Linked DNA regions of Homo sapiens: region 2 is linked to region 1. A link is a contact called in ENCODE Hi-C or POLR2A ChIA-PET data. All regions are on one chromosome and are shown on one strand. The core of a region is the stretch at or near the end of the contact, and the rest is flanking DNA. Distances in the headings are between cores, read along the strand shown. Region 1 holds the start of SDK2 (sidekick cell adhesion molecule 2). Region 2 overlaps SDK2 (sidekick cell adhesion molecule 2).

Region 1 (4,250 bases), core at 1,388-3,887:
ACCCCAAAGCAGATAAGAAAGGACCTCATGCCCTAATCCCACCCCCTCCAACACTCAAACCCAGCACTGCCAAGCCTAGGACCACGTTCCCACAATCCTTTGCAAGGCTTGCCTCCAGGGACACACACAGCAGGAGAGGGCTCGATGCTGGAAAACACTCTCGGAGCCAGAGAACACGAGCGGAGCAGCAGGGGACCTGGGCAGCCTGACACGCAAAAAGCCAGCAAACAAGAAAGGCAGAGAGGAAGTGAATCAATCACAGAGACTTTCTCTGCTTCTGACAGGGAAGCCCCTCCCGCAGGAGGCGCAGGGACAGGGGGCCACCTGGCCTTAACTTCAGCAGGAGGGGTGGGATCTTGGCCTCAAGTGGATGGCACAGGTGTGGACGTGGGGCAGGAAGGGACACATGAAGACCCCAAAGCAAGGGCCATCAGGTGCCCTGGGGACTCTATAAGGGCCTGGTCCTAGATGAGACAAGAATTGGTGAGCCACCTGCCCAGGGAAATCATACCATTGTTGAAAAGTCTGTAGAGCAATGAAGTTAGAAGGGTCCAGACAGATGCTGGCATCCCGTCCCTCCACGCCGTCCAGGCTTTTGGCTAGTAACACTGGTTGTCCCAGAGCACAACTGTGAGGCTGCTCCAGGATGAAGGACAACCCATTCCTATTCTGCCAGCATCAGGGTCCTCCTGGGACCCCTCAGAGAGGGGGCCCAGACCAAGGAGACCCCATGCAGCTAGTCCTGGTTTGAGGGAGAGAGGCTCAGAACTCATCTGGTTCCAGACCTGCCTCTGCCCCCAGATCACAGAGTGGCCTTGGGCAAGTCATTTAATGCCATTTGGCCTCAGTTTCCCTATCTGTTAAATGGCTACTAGAATAAGATGACCTCTGAGGTCCTCGCTTGTTCAAAGATTTTATGATGATCATAAAAATAATAACTTTTATTACCCTACATTTATAGGGCTCGTTACAAAATTTCGAAGTGCTTTTATGTAAATTACCTCGTAAAATCCTCCCCTCAGCCCTGTGAGTGAGAGCTGATTATTTTCATCTCTTTGATCTTGGCTCTCTGGATTGCCTGGCGCACGAGGCGGCGTGGGGAGTGGGTTGCAGCCCCCACAGTCCGGACCCCTAGGGTGGGTCTGGCCCCCTCCTGAGCCTGCGAGAGTGAAGGCCTAGCCCTGCGAGTCCTGGAGCTCGGTCCAGGCTTCGTCTCCCTCCGCCCCCAGCAGGCGCCGCTCGGACACCGCTGACACCACTGTCTGGATCGGCGAACCCCAAAGTCGAGGAACCGCCGGTGCAGCCGCCCTTCACCTCGGGGACCTGCCCGGGGACCAGGGGGACGTCTGGGCATCCACCCTCAGGAAGCGGGCAGCGCAGATCACACCTCGGATCCTTCGTAGCACTCCCAAACCCAAAGCCACCAGCCCTTCTCCACCGCGAGGCTGCTCCCGGCAGCCACAGGTCACAGCAGCGAGCGGCTGCACAGACTATCGAGCGAACAGCGGAGGCTGGAGGCAGGGGCGGGGATGCTGGGTGTGGGTGGATGGGTAGGAGGGGAGGCCTCAGACCCTCCCTGTGCACCACCCCCCGGTGGGTCCGCGGCTGCACCCGCGACCTTGGCTCCAGGCCCGCGCAGCGAAGCACCCCCAGCCCCAGCGGCTGGCCGAGCAGCCAGGGGCGGGCTCCCGTACGTGGCCAAGCCGGGCAATTGCTCTCCCCGGGCGAGCAACCCGGCATCCAGCGCTCGCCCACCCCACTCCCTCGCCCCGGGGAGGCCATCGCCTGCCCGGCAGGGGCCCTGCCCTTCCCCGCAGACACCGAGCAGGGAACCAGGAGCTCGGTCTGGGAAGCTCAGCGTAGCCGAGCGTGGAGCCCGGCACGGAATGTCGCTCCCCTCCCAAGCCGGCGCAGGGCAGCCACAGCAGACGGGGGGAGGGGAGCGCCCCTCCCACTTCACCTTGGGCTCTTCTCTGCCTCCCCAGGTCGTCCCCACCTTCCCCCATTCGGAAGCCACAAGTCTCGGAGAGACTGCCCCACCCCCAAAAGAGCCCCAAAACTTGGGAGATGGGGTGTCTTGAAACTCCCTGGAGAGGGCTCTGCCACGGCTAAGCCGGGTGTCCAGGAGGTCACCGTGAGGCCGGCCAGCTCCCGCCGCCCCTCCCCCGCCCACTCTCCCAGCCCCCTCCCTGTCCCCACGTGGGGGTCCCTCCTTACCTTGGGCTCTGGCCGCGCGGATCTGATGCAGAGCTAGCAGTGTCCAGATCAAAAGCCCCCACATGGTGACCAGCCTGGAGAGGGGTCCTCGGGGTCTCCCTTCCCTCCGCCCTGTTTTATAATCCTGGTGGGGTCCGATACCCCGTGGCTTAGTCCCAGGAAACAGTCAGTCTACGCGGCTCCGTGCCCCGGGGTGTAATATGCCCGGGAGGGGCAGCGCTTGGCTACCCCAACCCTTCCTCCTCTTCTGTACTAGTCCGAGCCCGGCAGCGCGCCCGGAAGGCGAGGGGCGAGCAGGGAGAAAGAGGCCAGGCCGCCCTCTCGGACTAGGGCGCCTCTCTCCCTTAGCACCCCAACTCCGACTTCTCCCAAACAGGGCGGCCTCTGCGATCCGGCCGGGTCGCCGGCCGAGCTCCGGAATAAATGGACAACTTCAGGAAACTTCCTCCCGTGGCCACGTTGCCCGCCCCCTCCCCGCCCCCTGGTTGGGTTCTCCCGGCCGACGCAGTCACCGCCGTTCCAGGCGCCGGGCCCCCGGGACCCGGCCAGAGCCGAGCGCAGTGGCAGACGCGGGTGCGGGGGTTCTTTTAGGGGCGCCGGTTTCGGGGGACGCGGTGAGCATAGCGGTCCGAATCTCCCTGGAGCTGAAGTTTTCTTCTCTCTAACTTTGCAGGCAGCATCTGGCGGGGCCGAACCACCCCCTCTGGGCTCCACCGCCCTCGCGCCGAATCGGGAGACGCCGGGTCTCCTCCGGGGGCGCTGGGGCCGGGCGCGCCCTCGGCTCCGCGCCCAGCCGGCTAGCAAACTTTGCGGGTCCCGGAGCCGGGCGCGCAGCCCTGAGCGCCCATGTCCGCGCCAGCCGCGGGGCGGCGGGGGAGGGTGCTGGGCTTCGCGACGCGGGCTGTCGCCGGCGCCCGGGCGCAGAGCCTCCTGCCGGCCCGAGGATGGAGACCGGCGGCTCTGCCCTCCGCCGCGCCCCGGCCGGAGCTCTCGGGAAGACGCACGGAGAGCCCGGCGGGCAGCCCCGGCTCCGGGGACGCGGCGCCCCTTCGGACGCCCGGCGATCGCCGACCTCCCGGGCCGGAGGAGCAACGGCCGCCCCAGCGCCTCGGCCGCCGCTGCCGCTCGCCGAGCCCGCCGCCCTCCGCTTCCCGGGCTCGGCGTCCAGAGAGCCGCTCCTGCCTGCGCCGAGCCGGAGCTGCGGGGGCAGCGTGAGCCGGGGACGAGCGCGGCGGAGGCGGAGACGCGGAGAGGGGGGCCGAGCGCTACCCCGTGGCCGCGACTGGAGAGCAGCCTGCGCGCCGGGAGGGGCGGCGGCGGCGGCGGCGGCCCCGAGCCAGGCCCGGGAGCGAGCCCCGCAGAAATACAATCCGACTGCGCGGCCGCGGGCGCCCAGCGGCTCTGGGACCCGCAGGGGGGCAGCAGTGCCAACCTTCTGCCGCGCCGGGAGAGATGCGCGCGAGCCCCTCCGCTCTCTGCCCAGCCTTTCCTTCCAGCCTCGCTCGCGCCCCTGTCTCAAAGGCCTCATAGGACTCCCAGAGTCTCCTATAGTCGGGAGCCCCCAGCCCCCTTCCGGACATGGAGTGATTGGTGGGGAGGCGGCGGTTGGGAAAAGGGGGTCGGTCAACCGATTGATTCCAGTTTCCCCTTCCCAAGTCAGGCTCTCCAAGGTCTGGAAATGCTCAGGGCGGAGGGGGAGACATCGGGAGGCCTGGGACCTGCAGAAGCCTGAGAAAGTGAAGTTGGTGCCAAGGAGCGTGCGTTCTTTGTTTCTTCTTTTTTCCTTCGGAGCCCAGCTTGTAAAGAGTAGAAGAACCGGACATTGGTGGAGGAATTCAAACAAGAGAGCCCGGAGGCGTCCTCTGCTGTGGCCCAGAGCTAGCGCCTACTCCACGAAGCTCAGCTGGGGTTAACAGGCTTCTGTTAAAATTTCCCGGGCACTGGGAAAATTTCAGGTGCCTTCGCCTCGGTGGACTCCTTTCCCTGCTAACAAAATTATTAAAAATAAGATTTTGCAACTGCGTTGGCATAAG
Region 2 (4,168 bases), core at 809-3,308, 170 kb before region 1:
TTTCAGGTGTGGTCAAACCCAGTGTCGGCAGGAGTGAGGGGGAGGGGAAAGTATACCTGCAGTACTGTTGTGGTACTGGAAATTGGTCCAGCCTTTGGGAAAAAGTCTATGAAAATTAGAATATGCCAGCTCTTTGACTCAGAGGTTGTGCTCCTAGGAGCTGGCCTTTTATTTATTTATTTTTATTTTTTTGAGATGGAGTCTCACTCTTTTGCCCAGGCTGAAGTGCAGTGGTGTGATCTTGGCTCACTGCAACCTCCACCCACCAGGTTCAAGCAATTCTCCTGCCTCAGCCTCCCAAGCAGCTGGGATTATAGGCACCTGCCACCACGCCCAGCTAATTTTTGTATTTTTAGTAGAGATGGGGTTTCACCATGTTGGCCAGGCTGGTCTCGAACTCCTGACCTCAGGTGATCCACCCACCTCGGCCTCCCAAACTGCTGGGATTACAGGCGTGAGCCATGGCTCCCAGCGAGCTGGCCTTTTAGATACACTAGCAACTATGTGACAAAAAAATATGTGCAAGGCTGTTCACTGTAGCATTTGCTTGCCATCGCAGAGACAAACAAACGAAAGCTAGAAGCAAACTAAATGTCCATCAAAATGGAATTGGATCAATAAATGATGCAGCAGCCACAGAATGAACACATGTTATGAGAGGAGGTAGGAAGGTGTCCAAGACACAGAGCATGGAAAGAAAGTAAGAGCTGGGGAGGAGGGGAAGGTTTGCGAATAAAAGCACGCGATAGCAAGATGCTAAACAATCTCATAGTTGACTGTTAGGGACAAGAATGATAATATATTCTTATCGGTTGCTGTTCATTGATACAGGCTACCAAACCCTTAATGTTTTACATCATACAAACTGGTCCAATAAAAATCCCCGCACTTTGGGAGACCGAGGTGGGCAGATCACTTGAGGTCAGGAGTTCAAGACCAGCATGGCCAGCATGGCAAAGCCCCGTTTCTACTAAAAACACAAAAATTAGCCAGGTGTGGTGGCACACGCCTGTAGTCCCAGCTATTCGGGAGGCTGAGGCAGGAGAATCGCTTGAACCCAGGAGGTGGAGGTTGCAGTGAGCTGAGATTGCACCACTGCACTCCAGCCTGGGCAACAAAGACTCTGTCTCAAAAAAACCAATAATAATTTAAGTTTGTTGCAAAAATGCAAACAAACAAAAAAAAGGTAAAGAATAGTGTGATGACATGATAGTATTTGCTATGATGCCATTTGGGTAAATTGAAATAGTATATATATATTTCTGTGTATTGTGTGTATACAAATACACAAGCACAAACGCACACACTTATAACCACACAAACACACTGGGATAGGCATACAATTTTTTCAAGACGGATACTCCAGAATGTGTTATCTCCCTTTTGGGAGAGATACCCGGGATGGGGAGGGAAGAAACTTCTATTTTTTGATTTTATGTCTTTCTATGCCATCAGAATTTTCTTTATCGTACGCATATATTGCTTTTATTTTAAAAGTAAAATAAAAAGATGCACATTGTGCACATAATTTAAGCATACATTATAAAAACGGCACCAGGGGCTCATTGGATCTGGATTTGTTTGCTGATGTCAGTGAGGCGTGGTGAAATTTAAACTTTAATAAAAGCCCATTTCTTTTTCATTTTTTTTATTTTTTAGAGACAGGGTCTCATTTTGTCACCCAGGCTGGAGGGCAATGGCGAGATCCTAGCTCACTGTAACTTCAGACTCCTGGGCTTAAGCGATCCTCCTGCCTCAACCTTCCAAGTAGCGAGGACTATGTCTATTTGCTTCAGCCAGGAATACCCAGGTCCCAGTTAGGGTCTAATTAGGGCCATGAGGAAGGCCCGTGGGCTGCTGGCCCCCTCCCCTCCCCCAGGCCGCCCTCTGTACCCCTCTGCGATCGAGGGCAGGTAATCCCTGCCCCAGCAGTGCGGGTACAACCTCTCTCCCGCTCCTCCGCCTCCGTTTCTTTGGGCTGTCTCTTTGGTGCTCCCTGCCTGGGAGACCTATTTCTGGCTTGTAGGCAACATTATTTAAAGTAACAGTTCCGCCCACTGCCTTTCCTACCAGGGAAACCCACTTCACTCCACCCAAATTGCAGCTCTCGTCTCCCTGCCTCCCAGGCGGGTGGAAGAGGCATTTGGCCAGCTTCTCGGTTTGTGAGTCCAGCGCACTGTAAGCACCTCCGATAATGACAGTAACAGCACTCATTATCCCCAATGCGCTCCCTCCTGGGCCACCAAGACACACTCAGCCCACAGCTCTGCCTGCCCCACTCACCCGTAGCTGCCAGCCCAGCAGGAGACTGGCTGAGTCCAGCCCCATCCAGGTCACCCCGGGGGTGGGGGGTGGATTAAATGGCTCCTGGAGGAGCAGCAGGGCCGGAGCTGAAGGGTCCACACCTGATCCACTCAAGAGGAAGTGCAGTGTTGGAGAAGGCACCAGGACTTCCACCTCAGGGGGACTTACACTTGACTTTCACTTCTGTTCTTTCTTAGATGTGTGGCCCAGGCAAGTTATGGGACCTTGCAAGCCTTAGTTTCCCTGACTGTAAAATGGGAATAATGATGGCCATCTTTGATGTGGGCATCCAGCGAGGCCGTGGATACAAATGCCTGCACAAATGCTTGCCAAGTGAAGGGGCAAATGTAAGAGTCATTGGCGGGGAGGCTCAGAGAGGAGGGTGAAGCAGAGGCCCTCCCCCTAGAATGGGGATCCTCTAGGGGCTTCAGCCAAGCACTAGGGGAGCATGGAGTCCCCTGCCTGGCACATTCCTCGGCTTCTGACCCCTCAACCTCCCAGTCACCTCCATGTGCCTCCTTGAGGTGGAAGAGCAGGAACCTGGCTCCTCCAGGGATGAGGAACAGTGACGGTGGCTGGGTGACCTGCAACCTTAATCTCTATTCAACGAGGAAGAGCTGCTGGGTTGTGGCCTCTGGGAGCCAGCACACACCTGCATTCACCTACCCCTAGGTCCTTTCAAAGGACTGCTCTTTATTTATTTATTATAGGAAATATATTCACAATTCAAAATTCAAAGAAAAGAAAAAGTACACAGCAAAACGTCTCTCCCACCCTTGTCCCCCAGCTGCCCTGTCATCCTGATCCCCAACATACACAGGGAGGAAACGACTGTCATTAGTTTCCTGAGTGTCTTTTCAGAACTTCTTTATGCAAATGCAAGCAAATACGCATTTAGAATCCCTCCCCATTATAAACAGGAGACATGGCCTCCTGTAGGCACTGTTCTGCTCCTTGCTTTGTGCAAGTGACAATGTATCTCAAAAATCTTTCCGTAGCTGTGCATGGAGCTTCCTCGGGCTTTTTGACAGCTGCAGAGTATTGAGGAATCTTCCGGGTGGAGGAAGATTTGCTTTCTCCCAGTTCAATGGTCAAAAGCAGCAGGCGGTAGAGAGAGCACCTCAGGGGCTGGGCTTGGGGCTGGGGGCAGAAAGAGGGCAGTGAAGGAAGATACGCCAAGAATCCACACCCGTTCTCGTCATCTCCATCACAGATTGTCCTGATTTTAATCCGGCAGGACCCTGCGGCTCAGTCCACTCTTCGAAGATGAAGAGATGAGCTCAGGGTGGAGGGCGCAAGACAACAGTGGGAGGAAGAGCCAGGACAGATAATTGGATTTTTAGCGACAAGAGAGGAGCAGGGGGGACAATAACAGCCTAACAAATGTGGCATCTTCTCCAGCACATGAGGAAACACACAATGCCCTTTTTGGTTCGAGTCCTTGAGTGTCACAGTTGATATTTAAAATGATTCTTACTCGCATTAAATAAGATATTTCAATTCCACGAAGCTGTCAGGAGCTGATGCGGACACCAGAAATAATAGGCACACTCTCCTTGTATTGTCCTCGTTAATAAATCAGACGCCTGGAGATGCACGCGGTGATGCTCCCATGGAGGAAGGAGGTGTGTGTGAGTGCACATGTGCACACTTGTGCACATACACGGAGCACACTCATGCATACTCACCCATGGTACAACGCACATTCATGCACGCCGTGCTGTGCACACACATGCAAACTCATGCAATCCACCTCCCTGCAAACTCATACATGACTGTGCACATACATTTGTGCACACACATGTTTGGATGAGGCCTCCTCTCCTCAAGTGAACTGTGCTCAGGTAGAGAAGGCAGGTGGGTC

Evidence for each region. Hi-C counts contacts between places; a loop is a spot of excess contacts on that map. ChIA-PET counts read pairs that join two places held with the same protein, here RNA polymerase II (POLR2A). Pooled maps may share reads with other maps.
Region 2: a map of mammary epithelial cell shows a loop between it and region 1 (4-fold over the local background). The contact joins the enhancer-like site here to the promoter of SDK2 in region 1. A Hi-C loop is called at or near these places in 1 of 168 maps with a recorded cell type or tissue (mammary epithelial cell) and 4 of 50 pooled maps. POLR2A ChIA-PET finds 5 or more read pairs at or near these places in 2 of 52 experiments (CD4-positive, alpha-beta T cell and H1).

The regions. Positions count from the first base shown.
Region 1 is chr17:73,641,808-73,646,057 of GRCh38, forward strand. It overlaps SDK2 (sidekick cell adhesion molecule 2), which reads right to left and starts at 2,638. Exons shown (of 45, transcript NM_001144952.2): 1 at 2,218-2,638. The coding sequence starts at 2,281. LOC124904054 (a long non-coding RNA gene) reads left to right here and starts at 3,667. Exons shown (of 2, transcript XR_007065893.1): 1 at 3,667-3,887; 2 at 4,014-4,250.
Region 2 is chr17:73,474,978-73,479,145 of GRCh38, forward strand. All of the region lies in intron 2 of SDK2 (sidekick cell adhesion molecule 2), which reads right to left. Among named protein-coding and RNA genes, the nearest start is that of SDK2-AS1, 37 kb to the right of the region's middle. Within about 2 kb of position 2,059, at least 3 of the 41 ENCODE cell types and tissues checked have a DNase peak (open chromatin) inside an H3K27ac peak, as active enhancers do.